Regions from separate parts of the Homo sapiens genome. Here all the other regions are linked to region 1. The links are chromatin contacts, found by Hi-C or POLR2A ChIA-PET in ENCODE. All regions are on one chromosome and are shown on one strand. The core of a region is the stretch at or near the end of the contact, and the rest is flanking DNA. Distances in the headings are between cores, read along the strand shown. Region 1 overlaps AUH (AU RNA binding methylglutaconyl-CoA hydratase). Region 2 has its middle 77 kb from the start of LINC02957. Region 3 holds the start of LINC02957 (long intergenic non-protein coding RNA 2957).

What was found. Hi-C counts contacts between places; a loop is a spot of excess contacts on that map. ChIA-PET counts read pairs that join two places held with the same protein, here RNA polymerase II (POLR2A). Pooled maps may share reads with other maps.
Region 2: a map of psoas muscle shows a loop between it and region 1 (3-fold over the local background). The contact joins two enhancer-like sites. A Hi-C loop is called at or near these places in 1 of 168 maps with a recorded cell type or tissue (psoas muscle), 2 of 37 single-sample maps with no recorded cell type and 4 of 50 pooled maps. POLR2A ChIA-PET finds 5 or more read pairs at or near these places in 1 of 52 experiments (activated CD4-positive, alpha-beta T cell).
Region 3: a loop to region 1 is called in a map of PC-3, with 2.5 times the contacts of the local background. The contact joins the promoter of LINC02957 here to the enhancer-like site in region 1. A Hi-C loop is called at or near these places in 1 of 168 maps with a recorded cell type or tissue (PC-3). POLR2A ChIA-PET finds 5 or more read pairs at or near these places in 1 of 52 experiments (H1).

Annotation. Positions count from the first base shown.
Region 1 is chr9:91,339,414-91,343,325 of GRCh38, forward strand. The region is part of intron 3 of AUH (AU RNA binding methylglutaconyl-CoA hydratase); the gene reads right to left. Among named protein-coding and RNA genes, the nearest start is that of AUH, 21 kb to the right of the region's middle. Within about 2 kb of position 2,263, at least 2 of the 41 ENCODE cell types and tissues checked have a DNase peak (open chromatin) inside an H3K27ac peak, as active enhancers do.
Region 2 is chr9:90,918,192-90,922,103 of GRCh38, forward strand. No RefSeq gene overlaps it. Among named protein-coding and RNA genes, the nearest start is that of LINC02957, 77 kb to the right of the region's middle. RefSeq lists a silencer at 3,143-3,305. Within about 2 kb of position 1,825, at least 13 of the 41 ENCODE cell types and tissues checked have a DNase peak (open chromatin) inside an H3K27ac peak, as active enhancers do.
Region 3 is chr9:90,994,866-90,998,777 of GRCh38, forward strand. It overlaps LINC02957 (long intergenic non-protein coding RNA 2957), which reads left to right and starts at 2,173. Exons shown (of 4, transcript NR_184139.1): 1 at 2,173-2,255; 2 at 2,781-2,952.

The DNA.
Region 1 (3,912 bases), core at 1,013-3,512:
TTACAGGATTGAGCAAATGAGTCAATATACTGCAGGTACTACAAATATGGAAAGGGAGAAGGTAACAATGAACCCTGTGGTGATAAACTGGAAATGGAGGTAACAATATAAACTCATGGTTTTCAACATGTAAGTACAGAAATGGTTGTAAACATGTGTGTGTGAATATGTAATGTAATTTATCTACTTATTTCTTAGGTCTGTCTTGAGAAGCAAAGACACCCATGTAACAGTGAGCACATGTTGTACCCAGATCTTGGTTCTTCAATACCATTCCCCACTAATAGGAACTAAGAACTTGCACCTGTGGCTGCAATGGAGTAACTGGTACTGGATCCCCTCCCTCAAAATATATGAAATGGCTCAGCTATTGATCAACAGGCAGTAAAAGACTACCATCTGGGATCCTGTGACTGTCCCTGTTTTCTTCCTGAAGACACCTGACAGACTGGTAGAAGGCAGGGGTACCCCAACAAAGCACTGTGGTCTTGCTGATCGAGATCAGCGTGCAGGGAGGCTGAGGTGGCTGGAATTTACAGGGCAGATAAATGGAAAGGTGGGGTAACCTCTCAGAGGAAGAGCTCCAGTAAAATGCACTAGGGTTCCCTAATGCTTAGGCTGAACAGTAAACTCCCAATTCATAGAAAATTACTAGAGAAAGAAAAAACAACCAGGGAGCTATGAAATGAACAAATCCTAGAGATTACACTGAGCTGAAAGGCATTCACGCTATGACCAGCAGGAATAGAGAGAACTTGTCAACACCTATGTCCAGCTGGACTGATCCTCCAGGACAGTAACTACCTTCTGCAGCAAAACCACACTGAATAAGAAAGATACCTAATAGGCATGTGTCCTATCTGTCACAAAACAAAACCAATTGACAGTTATTTCACATAATTCTAAAGAAAAAAAATTACCAAATGTTTACAGTCACAAAAAGGTAACAAACATAATATCCATTAATATAAAATTTAATGAGTAAATAATACTGGTATTAATCATGTTGCCTTTTTCTTTAGAGAATGTAAAAATATTGACTACCTCCATCTCTTTCAACCTTATTTTACCCCGAAAAGCAATACATTATTCAAATGAAACTTCAACTCAGGGAGTTTTTAAGAACCATAAACCTCAAGATCATCCTAATTGGTGCTGGCCTTCAAATCTAGCATTCACCCAAATGACACTATCACTGAACAAAATACTTCTCAAACTATGAGTTGTACAACTGTTTCCAGATCACTCACCAAGCACACAAGAAAAAATGAACATTTTTATTTTTATGTCAAGAAAAACAGCCTCCATGGCCAAGCCTCTCCAGCTTCTTCCTGCAAAGCCCAGTGTAACTGACCCCTGCTCCTCCAGCTGGAACAAACAGAGAAAACTGGAGTGTGAACCAGAAGACAGCAAAAAACAGCCTGCAGGCCAGTCTGCACCCAGCTTTTACATCTTTTCTAAGGGTTGTAAAGATAAAACAAAGAATATGTGACAAAAATTGTTAAGAGGCACACAAAGCCTAAAATATCTGGCCTTTTACACACAAAATTTACTAACCTCAGTCTAGACTAATGCCAGTTCCCAGAGAAAGCCCTGAGAAGGCAAACTACTACTGAGTATCAATTTCCAGAAGCAGACTGACAAAAATCTAATTTTTTCTAACTTTTGAAGTCTCCCTTTCTAACTGCCGGAGCTCTACTCAAGCTGACCAAAGTTCTAGAGCTGAATTCCACTCCCCTGGCCTCATGCAAGAGGGGTCTCCTGCAGGAAGGACCCCTTCCAGCCTCCCACTGCCCACAATGCTCACCTCACCACATAACTGGGCAGCCTTGGAGAAAGGGGACTGAGAGAACCACCTAGGCTCTCTGACCAGCTGCCCACCCACTAGGGGGGGCCCATTCTCTGCTCACCCCAACAGAGGCAGCTGTGCTCCTCCAAGACATCCCTTGTGGTAGCAGGTGGGAGAGAGAACTTGAAGTCCATCTGGGAACACATCAAAGCCATATCTTTGAAACAGGTTTAACGGTAAGTCATAAAGCTAATGTTTTAATCTCCACTGGTTAAATTTACTGGTACCCTAGATACAACCTTCTATTTATAAGACTGACAATATCTCAAGAACAAATCACTCTTCTTAACCACACAAGCCACCTACGCATGCTCTGTATCAAAGCTTGTTTTATTTAACCATGACATTTTGCCAATGTTACTTCCTCAACAACCAAAATGGTTCACAGTCATCCCATGAACTATTTGCTAAGTGCCTTCTATGGGCCAGGCACTGTTCTGGCAATAGGCCTCTGTCCTAATGCCAACGAAAGGAGCTTATCTGCGGGGGAGGCTGACTGATAATCAATAAGTAAAAAATAAATTCAAGAACAGAAACGTTCAGAGATGAAGCTAAAATAGAAAAATGTGATGGAGGCTGGGGGAAGCAGGGAGACCTGCTTTGGTTTAAGTGATGAGGGAACAGCTATTTAAGATGACATTAGAGCAGAGGCCTTTCTGAACACAAAGAGAACACTGAGCACAACGAGTTGGAGAGAAGAATGAGCTTTGTCAAGCAGAGAGAGTAAGAAAGGCAGTGGGAAATTGGTGGGAAAAGGCAATGTGGCCAGAGTAGGCGAGACCTGACACACTTGGTATCAGTTTCCTGGTGCTGCTGGACAAATAACTACAAGCTTAAAGGGATTACCTGACAATTCTAGGTCAGAAGTCTAAAATGGGTTGGCAAGGCTGCATTCCTTCTGGAGGCACTAGGGAAGATGAGCTCCCTTGCCTTTCCCAGCTTCTAGGGGCTGTCCACATTCCTTGGCTCATGGCCCCTTCCTTGCTTCTCTCCAACTTCTGCTTCCTGTTGTCATTTCTCCTGCTCAGAGTCCTCCTGCCTCCCTCTTGTATGAACCCTTGTCTTTACATTGGGCCCAGTGGATACATCAGGAAAATCTCCCCATCGTAAGATCTTCACCTTCCTCACATCTGCGAAGTTCCTGTTTCCATGTAAGGTTCCAGCATTAGGACGTGGACAACTTTGGGGGTCATTTCTGCCTCCCACACACTTTATTTCTGAACAGTGTCTGAAATAGCAGAGTGATGTGATCCATTAACTTTTTTAAGATCACTTGGGCTGCTGTGTGGGGAAAGGGCAAGAGTGGAAGCAGATTAGTCAGCAGGTTATTACTAATATATATTTCCTATTCCTTAAAATCTCTACAGATCCTAAAATATTATACAGGTAGGCTTTTTAAAAAATGGAATTAGAGTCAGAAATGAATTAGCAACAACCAATCAATCATTACTTACACAGAAAGGGCACGAGTACTCTGAGTCATTTTTAACGGCATCTCTGACGTGCTCAAATGAAAACATTAAAATTTAAGTGCAGCTGACCTTTGAACAACATCAGGTCTATTTGTACACAGATTTTCTTCCACCTCTGCCACCCCTTTGAGACAGCAAGACAACCCCTCCTCTTTCTCCTTAACCTACTCAACATGAAGATGACAAGGATAACCTGTGTGATGACCCACTTCCACTTGATAGTAAATGTATTTTCTCTTCCTTATGGTTTTCTTAGTAACATTTTCTTTTCTTTAGCTTACTTTACTGTAAGAATAAAGCATATAATACATATAACATACAAAATGTTTGTTACTCAACCCTTTATGTTACCAGTGAGGCCTCCAGTCAACAGTAGACTATTAGTAGTTCAGTTTTTGAGAAGTCAAGTTATAGGAGGATTTTCAACTGTGAGGGGTGGGGGCAGGGGTGCAGGTGGAGGTGTCATCTCTCCTAACCTCTCATGTTGCTCAAGGGTCAACTATAAGAAAAGAAGGGCCTCAAATCAGTTATCTAAACTTCCACCTTAGGAAGCTAGAAATAAGAGTAAATTAAACCCGAGGCAAACAGAGA
Region 2 (3,912 bases), core at 575-3,074, 420 kb before region 1:
GTCATGATGTAGACATCACTGGAGACGCTGGAGCTGAAGTTCGGGCCACGGTTGTCAAAGGAGAGTAGGATAGGCTGGGGAGGGAGGCACAGCAAACCTTCATGGTCTCCATATTATACCCAGTGGATTTTCAGATGCTCCAGGAAGGTGGACTATGTCCATGGATTCCAGAGCACCTCAATTTGAGGATCTTTTAAAAATGCTTTTTTACTGTCTGTGTGAAACTGAGCAAGTTGCTCAACCTCTCTGAGCTTTGGTTTCCTCTTCTGCACAAGATATTGATGATGATAATAATAATACTGACCTTCTATAATATTTGCACATCACTTTGCCTCTATAAGTAATAACTCTTAGCAGCCACCATTTTTCCATGGCCTTTTGCAATGCGCAGGGTGTGAAATCTTCCTAGACAGAAGCCCGATATGGATTCTTCAGGACATGGGTTCTGTATAACCAAAGCACCCAGATATGTGAGGGTAGGACTTAGTGGCCAGATGACCTGAGCCTCCTACTGTGCCTTCCGTACCACCTGAGCCACAGTTACCGCATGTGCGTAGTTCACTGTGGGGGTATGAAACCAGCCATGTCACAGCCATCTGTGGCATGCACCTGTAATCCCAGCTATTCAGGAGGCTGAGGCAGGAGAATCGCTTGAACCCAAGAGGCAGAGGTTGCAGTCAGCCAAGATTGTGCCATTGCACTCCAGCCTGGGTGACAAAGCAACAGAGCGAGACTCCATCTCAAAAACAAACAAACAAACAAAAAGTCAGTGTTGATGACAGTTGATGACTGTCCTCCCTGCATAGGGTGCCCCTTCACTTGTAGCTATTTACCCTTCAGGAGTTGTGCTAGAAAGGCATGAGCTCTTTCTACCACGGAGGGCAGGCACTGCCCTGGGCCTGGAGTGTGGACTCCCACCTGGAACAGCCTCTGAGTGCCCAGCCCATGGTGACCCTGATTCTGGCAATGCCCTACAGTTACATGGCCCAGCCCAGGGGTCCCTGTGGATGGAGAGCCGTTTGCCACCCCCAGGTCCATCCTGGGAAGCCGGGGCTGTGTGAGTGTCCCTAGTACTTCAGCCTTGTTCTTATGTGATCTGCACGGAACCCGCTCCAGGCTTGCCATCACCCCCAGATGGCTGAGGACCACCTGTTCTCCTCAGCCAGGGCCAGGGCTGAGGTGAGAGAAGGGGACACTGGGGCGTAGCTTAAGGACACTCACTTGCCTCACCTGGCCTGGGCCTGCCATAGGGATCAACCCAGCCATGTGCTTTCTGCCCAGGAAGCCACACTGAGGAAAGAGACTGGAGGCAACCCAGCCTGGGTGCTCGTCCTTTGTTGCCCATACAATGGGCTTTCAGCTTCAGCCCTCTGTCGACCTCGCAGGGTGGGCTTAATGTGCTGTGCAGTAGGGTGAGACCCTCCGAGGCCGGAGTCTCTCCCCTGCCCCAAGACCATTTCAGCCTCTGCCGTGTTCTTGCATGGGTATTGTCAGTGGAAGAGAGAAAGCATTCCATGGTTGGTGACTTCTGGAAACCTCTGTGGACTTGCATTCCCTCCGTTGGAATGAAGCATCTTCAGGATGCACAGAATTTCGGCAGCACGGAAACCTGCTTGTGCTCATTTCTCCCGGCATGTCCTCCACGTCTTTGACTCCTCACAAGGCGGCTGTACAGGCACTTTCCCATGCCAGGCCTCACTGTTGGCCTGGCATGGGCTCCCACTCAGCCCGTGCTGTTCCAGCGAGTCCTTCCTGGGGCCTGAAACCTTAGCCCATGGCTCCTTCCCCACATAGTTTTCCCTCTTTCTATGGCTGACGACCTCTCCCTCGGGCCCCAGAACATGACGTCCCCACTACTTTGAGGCTGCCAAGCTCTCGGGAAACGGGTCGCTCTGTTCCTCTCTTGGGCCTCCCACAGCCCTGGAACAGTCTGGGTGCCCTGGGAGGGACCCAGCCAGCCTCTCCTTGCTGGCTGGACTGTGTCCAAGCATTGTGCTCCATGCATCCCCTCCTGGACAGCCTTGGCTGCCGTGCTCATCAGCGCTTCTACCAGGGCAGTAAAGGAGAAGGACAGCAGGCAGAGCTGCACTCTCTGCATTGGCCCCCAACTCCTAATGCCGGCATGAGTTGGCTTGGCCAAAATGAATTGTTTGGATGATTTTTCTGTATTTGAAGAGCCAAGGAAAAAGTTTCCATTTTGTGTCTGTGTGTGTGTCCGTATATACGTCTGCATGTATGTCTGCGTGTATGTCTGTATGTGTGTCTGTGTGTCTAAGTGTCCCTTTATGGGTCTGTGTGTGTATGTACATGTGTATGTCCATGTCTATGTGTATCTGCGTGTATCTGTGTGTCTGTATGTACATGTGTGTCTGTATGAGTCTGTGTGTCTGCATGTATCTGTGTCTGTGTGTCTATATATACATGTGTGTCTTATGAGTCTGTGTCTGCATGTATCTGTATCTGTGTGTCTGTGTGTCTTACATACATGTGTGTCTGTATGAGTCTGTGTATCTGTATGTATCTATGTGTCTGTATGCCCATGTGTATCTTATGAGTCTGTGTGTCTGCATGTGTCTGTGTGTCTGTGTGTCTGTATGTACATGTATGGCTGTATGAGTCTGTGTATCTATGTACCTGTGTGTCTGTGTGTCTGTATGTACATGTGTATCTGTATGAGTCTTTGTATCTGTATGTATCTGTGTGTCTGTTTATATGTACATGTGTGTCTGTATGAGTCTGTGTATCTGTGTGTATCTGGGTATCTGTGTGTCTGTGTGTACTTGTGTGTCTTATGAGTCTGTGTGTCTGCATGTATCTGTGTGTCTGTATGTACATGTGTGTCTTATGAGTCTGTGTGTCTGCATGTATCTGTATGTCTGTGTGTGTCTGCATGTGTTGTGTCTCAGCGCACAAACCCGCAGCACACAGAGCTGGCCCTGCCCATCCACTGACACAGGAAACCTGAGCCTCGAAAGCAGCCCATGGCGCACCTCAGTGCTGGTGCACTCACCCTCTTCAGCCTCCTGGTTCTTCCACGGAGCCCAGCTCTGGAGCAGCAGAGCTCAGGGACACTGTGTTCCTCCTGTCCTCACATGCTGCAGCCCACCACCTTGCCAAGCTGTGTCTGGGCACGTTTCTGGAACCTGGCTTGGCTCCAGCACTGGCCCTGCCAGCTCTGTGCAGACAAGCTCCCAGGAGACGCCCTGGGATTTCACAATGAGCCTCGTGTGCCCAGTCTACCCCTGCCCCCCAGCTGCTGTCCGCTGCACCTTCCTTTGGTTTCCAGACCAGGTCAAGACATGGGATGAGCCTGCTCAGAAGGGATGAGCCTGCTCAGAAGCCCTGGGCCACACACAAGCCCTGGCCAGCCACAGTCGGTGCCCTATGCTCAAAGAGCCACAGCGCTCTTGACCCAGCTCCACATTGCTGGCCGCAGGCACTTCATTTCTTGTAAATTAACCCTTCTTTCTCTCTGGAAACTTCAAAAACTTCTCTTTACCTTTGAAGTTCCAAAATAAATCTTTTTAAAATGCATTCTGCCATGCGTTGGTGGGCCCTTTTAAATAGGACTGGCTATCTGGTCTGCAGAACCTGGTGCTAAACTAAAATGTGGAAGTCCTGTTCAAAAAGCAAGAAAAAGGCATAACAATACTAAAATATACAGCTTTTTCCTCTCTTCCAGAGTCTCTTTCTTGATGTGCTGCATTTTTCATGTTATTTAATGTCATTCCAAGTTAAAATTTTAAAGTATTAGCATGAATTTTATCATTTGTGCAATGCTAGTTTTAAATGCAAATACAAAAGTGTTTAACTCACATGAGGAATCACTGAAATTATGGTTTGTGTTATGTGGCTCGAGCATGCATGTGTATTTCATTTCTACCATAACAGCGACAATGCTGCTGAAAAGTA
Region 3 (3,912 bases), core at 923-3,422, 340 kb before region 1:
TTTCGTTGAGCAGTGGTTTGTAATTCTCCTTGAAGAGGTCCTTCACATCCTTTGTAAGTTGCTTTCCTAGGTATTTTATTCTCTTTGTAGCAATTGTGAATGGGAGTTCACTGATGATTTGGCTCTCTGTTTGTTTGTTATTGGTGTATAGGAATGCTTGTGATTTTTGCACATTGATTTTGTATCCTGAGACTTTGCTGAAGTTGCTTATCAGCTTAAGGAGATTTTGGGCTGAGACGATGGGGTTTTCTAAATATACAATCATGTCATCTGCAAACAAGGACAATTTGACTTCCTCTTTTCCTAACTGAATACCCTTTACTTCTTTCTCTTGCCTGATTGCCCTGCCCAGAACTTCCAATACTATGTTGAATAGGAGTGGTGAGAAAGGGCATCCTTGCCCTGTGCCAGTTTTCAAAGGGAATGCTTCCGGTTTTTGCCCATTCAGTATGATATTGGCTGTGGGTTTGTCATAAATAGCTCTTATTATTTTGAGATACGTTCCATCAATACCCAGTTTATTGAGAGTTTTTAGCGAAGGGCTATTGAATTTTGTCAAAGGCCTTTTCTTCATCTATTGAGATAATCATGTGGGTTTTTCATTGGTTCTGTTTACGTGATGGATTACGTTTATTGATTTGCATATGTTGAACCAGCCTTGCATCCCAGGGATGAAGCCAACTTGATCATGGTGGATTAGCTTTTCAGTGTGCTGCTGGATTTGGTTTGCCAGTATTTTATTGAGGATTTTCGCATCAATGTTCATCAGGGATATTGGCCTGAAATATTCTTCTATTACAACACATGTTGTGAAGAATTTGTTCACATGCTGCTTCAATTATGTAGCATACACAAAGCACCCTGAAAATAGTAGCTCAAAACAACAAAACTGTGCATTGTGCCTCATGGTTCTGTAAGTTGACTGGAATCAGCAGGATGGTTTTTCTGACCCACATAGTGTCACTTGCAGTCATCTAGAGGCTGACTGGGCTGGGACATTTAAGATGGGGCACACAGCACTTGCCAACCACGTCAGCTAGTAGCTTCACTTTGCTGCAGACTGGAGAGGCTCAGTTTCCCTCCAAATGGCCTTTCCATGGTGCTTGGGCTTCTCCCCTCATTATGTGGGAGTTCAAAGAGACAACGTTCCCAGTGTGGAATAGCTTAGCCTCAGAAGTTACAGAGCGTCACTTCCACTGCATTCTATGGCTCAAAGCAAATCACAGGTCGAGCCCAGATCCAAAGGGAAGGGAAAGAGGCTCCACTTTTCAAAGTGGGCATGGCAAGGAATTTACAGCCATCTTTAACCATCACAATACATGACACATAAACTGGAGAATCTAATCACCAAATGAAAAACAAAACAAACAAACAAAAACAGAAAAACAGAAAAGCCCAGCCATTTTCCATGAGGGGTTAGTTTCATGCTGCTGCAACACCAGGTGGTGTGCATGAGAAATGCCACTGGCTCAAAGCAGTCTCCTGCTGAGGTGCTCCCGCCTGCTACCAAGCTGGCCCATGGTGAGCCCTGCAAGCGCACAGAGCTGGTCTCCTGAGTGTTAGATGTTCTTGATAGAAGTATCCATTACAGAGTCTCAAACATAAGCAATCATTTGGGTTATAAGAATCCGAGTATGCATGTCAAAGAAAAGCCTTGAATATTGAGGAGTAGCTTGATATAATAAAATATTTGGAAACACAAAGATCACGTGATATTGCAAAAGCATCGCACCTGTAGGAATCCACATTGCACAACATCAGGGAAGTGGCTTTGAGAGCAACAACAAAATGAAATAGTAGAGTTATCAGCTGTCTGAAATATGGCCAAAAATTACTTGCAGTGGGTTGAAGATGAAAACTACCACTGAATGCAGCAGAATTTTTATTTTAAACCAGTGAGAAGGCACCAAAATAGGCCAATGCCCATTCTTGTATGGAAATATTTCATTCCATAAATGACAGGCCTTTCCATCCACCCCTATATGGTTTGGCTGTGTCCCCACTCAAATATCATCTTGAACTGTAGCTCCCACAATTCCCATGTGTTGTGGGAGGAACTCAGTGGGAGATAATTGAATCATGGGGGTGGTTTTCCCCATACTGTTCTCGTGGTAGTGAATAAGTCTCAGGAGATCTGGTGGTTTTATAAGGGGAAACCTCTTTCACTTGGATCTCATTCTGCCTTGCCTGCCACCATGTAAGATGTCCCTTGCTCTTCCACCATGATTGTGAGGCCTCTCCAGCCATGTGAAACTGTGAGTCCATTAAACTTCTTTCCTTTATAAATTACTAAGTCTTGGGTATATTTTTATTAGCAGCATGAAAACAGACTAATACACACCCCTTCTCCAAAACCACATCCACCCTCCAAACTGCATGTGTTTGTCAAGGTAAATGGTGTGTGTGTGTATGTATGTGTGTATATATATATATATACATATACGTATATATATATATACGTATATATATATATATATATATATACCTACATGCATATATATATATACATATATATTTATTGACTGAGAATTTAAGGTGTCTCAAACTATGGCAGAATTTTAATAAAGTTTATTATTTATTTTGTAATGAATTAATTACAAAATTATATAGCAGGTCCTGGAATAACATCATTTTATTTCAAAGTCATTTTGTTATAATGTTGAAGAGAAAAAAAAATGAATTCCCCCTGGTGGGGCCACCATCTGTGTGAACTTTGCACATTCTCTCTAGGTCTGTGTAGGTTTTTTCTGGCTACTCCTGTTTCCTCCCACATCCCAAAGGTGTGCCTATGAGGTGAACTGCCATGTCTACACATCCCAGTATGAGTGAGTGCAGGTGGTGTGCACGCGCCCTGCGATGGGAGTGTGTCCTATTCAGGGCTGGTTCCCGCCTTGCGCCCTAAGCTTTGGAGATAGGCTTCGGCCACCCTCAACCCTGAACTGGAATAAGCAGGTAAACAATTCTCTTACTTGTTTTTATTAATTTGTCTTAAATGTGTTATAGCTTTTATTTTAATGTTTAATATTACATTTATTTTATTGTTTTAATGTTTAATATTACAAGTGTTTGGGTCTTCATTTAGAAGTTTGGTGATGTTTTTGCTATCAGAAATATGCTACAGGAACTTAACTCTTGTGGATATCAATTAGCCTATAGGGAAATTGGTTTCTTTCTATGCAGTTTTGCTTACAGTCACTGTTTCCAAGAGCCTATGAACGTCATGAAAAACTTACTGTATAGGTGTTGGGTATTCTGTCACTAACCTCATTTCCCCACAAGCTCTGTTATTTTTATTATGCAAAATTCCATAGCAAGTGATTTTAGGAACACATTGCAGAAGAAATGACCATATATTGAATTTCATGTTATTTTATGAAGAATTATTTTCCTTTTGCTTCTCTATATTACTGTTAGGTATATGAATAATATATATGTTATATATGAACATATAGTCATACAAATGTATGTCACATATCTAGATCTGTTGTATTGTCCAGCAATTTCATAACTGGCTAGTAAAGGGGACCGTAAAAGACACATTTTTAAAGGAGGAAATTGGAAATAGAGCTGAGGAACCTCCACTCGGTGATTCCTGAGGTTACTGTACGTGGCAGCTAAACCACTCGGCTGGGATACAAGAGGTCCTGTATCGGTTATCTATGGCAGCCTAACAAATTCCCCTCACATTTAGCAGCTTAAAATAATGACTTTTTATCACCTGTCATAGTTCCTGTGGGTCAGGAATTCAGGCAGGGTGGCTTGTCGCCGCCTCATGGCGTCTGGAGTCTCCGCTGAGCCACTCGAAGCAGTAGCAGGGACCATCTGCAGGCACATAAACTGGAGAATCTAATCACCAAATGAAAAACAAAACAAACAAACTGGTGGGTGTGGCAGTCCACACAGGCTTCCGGT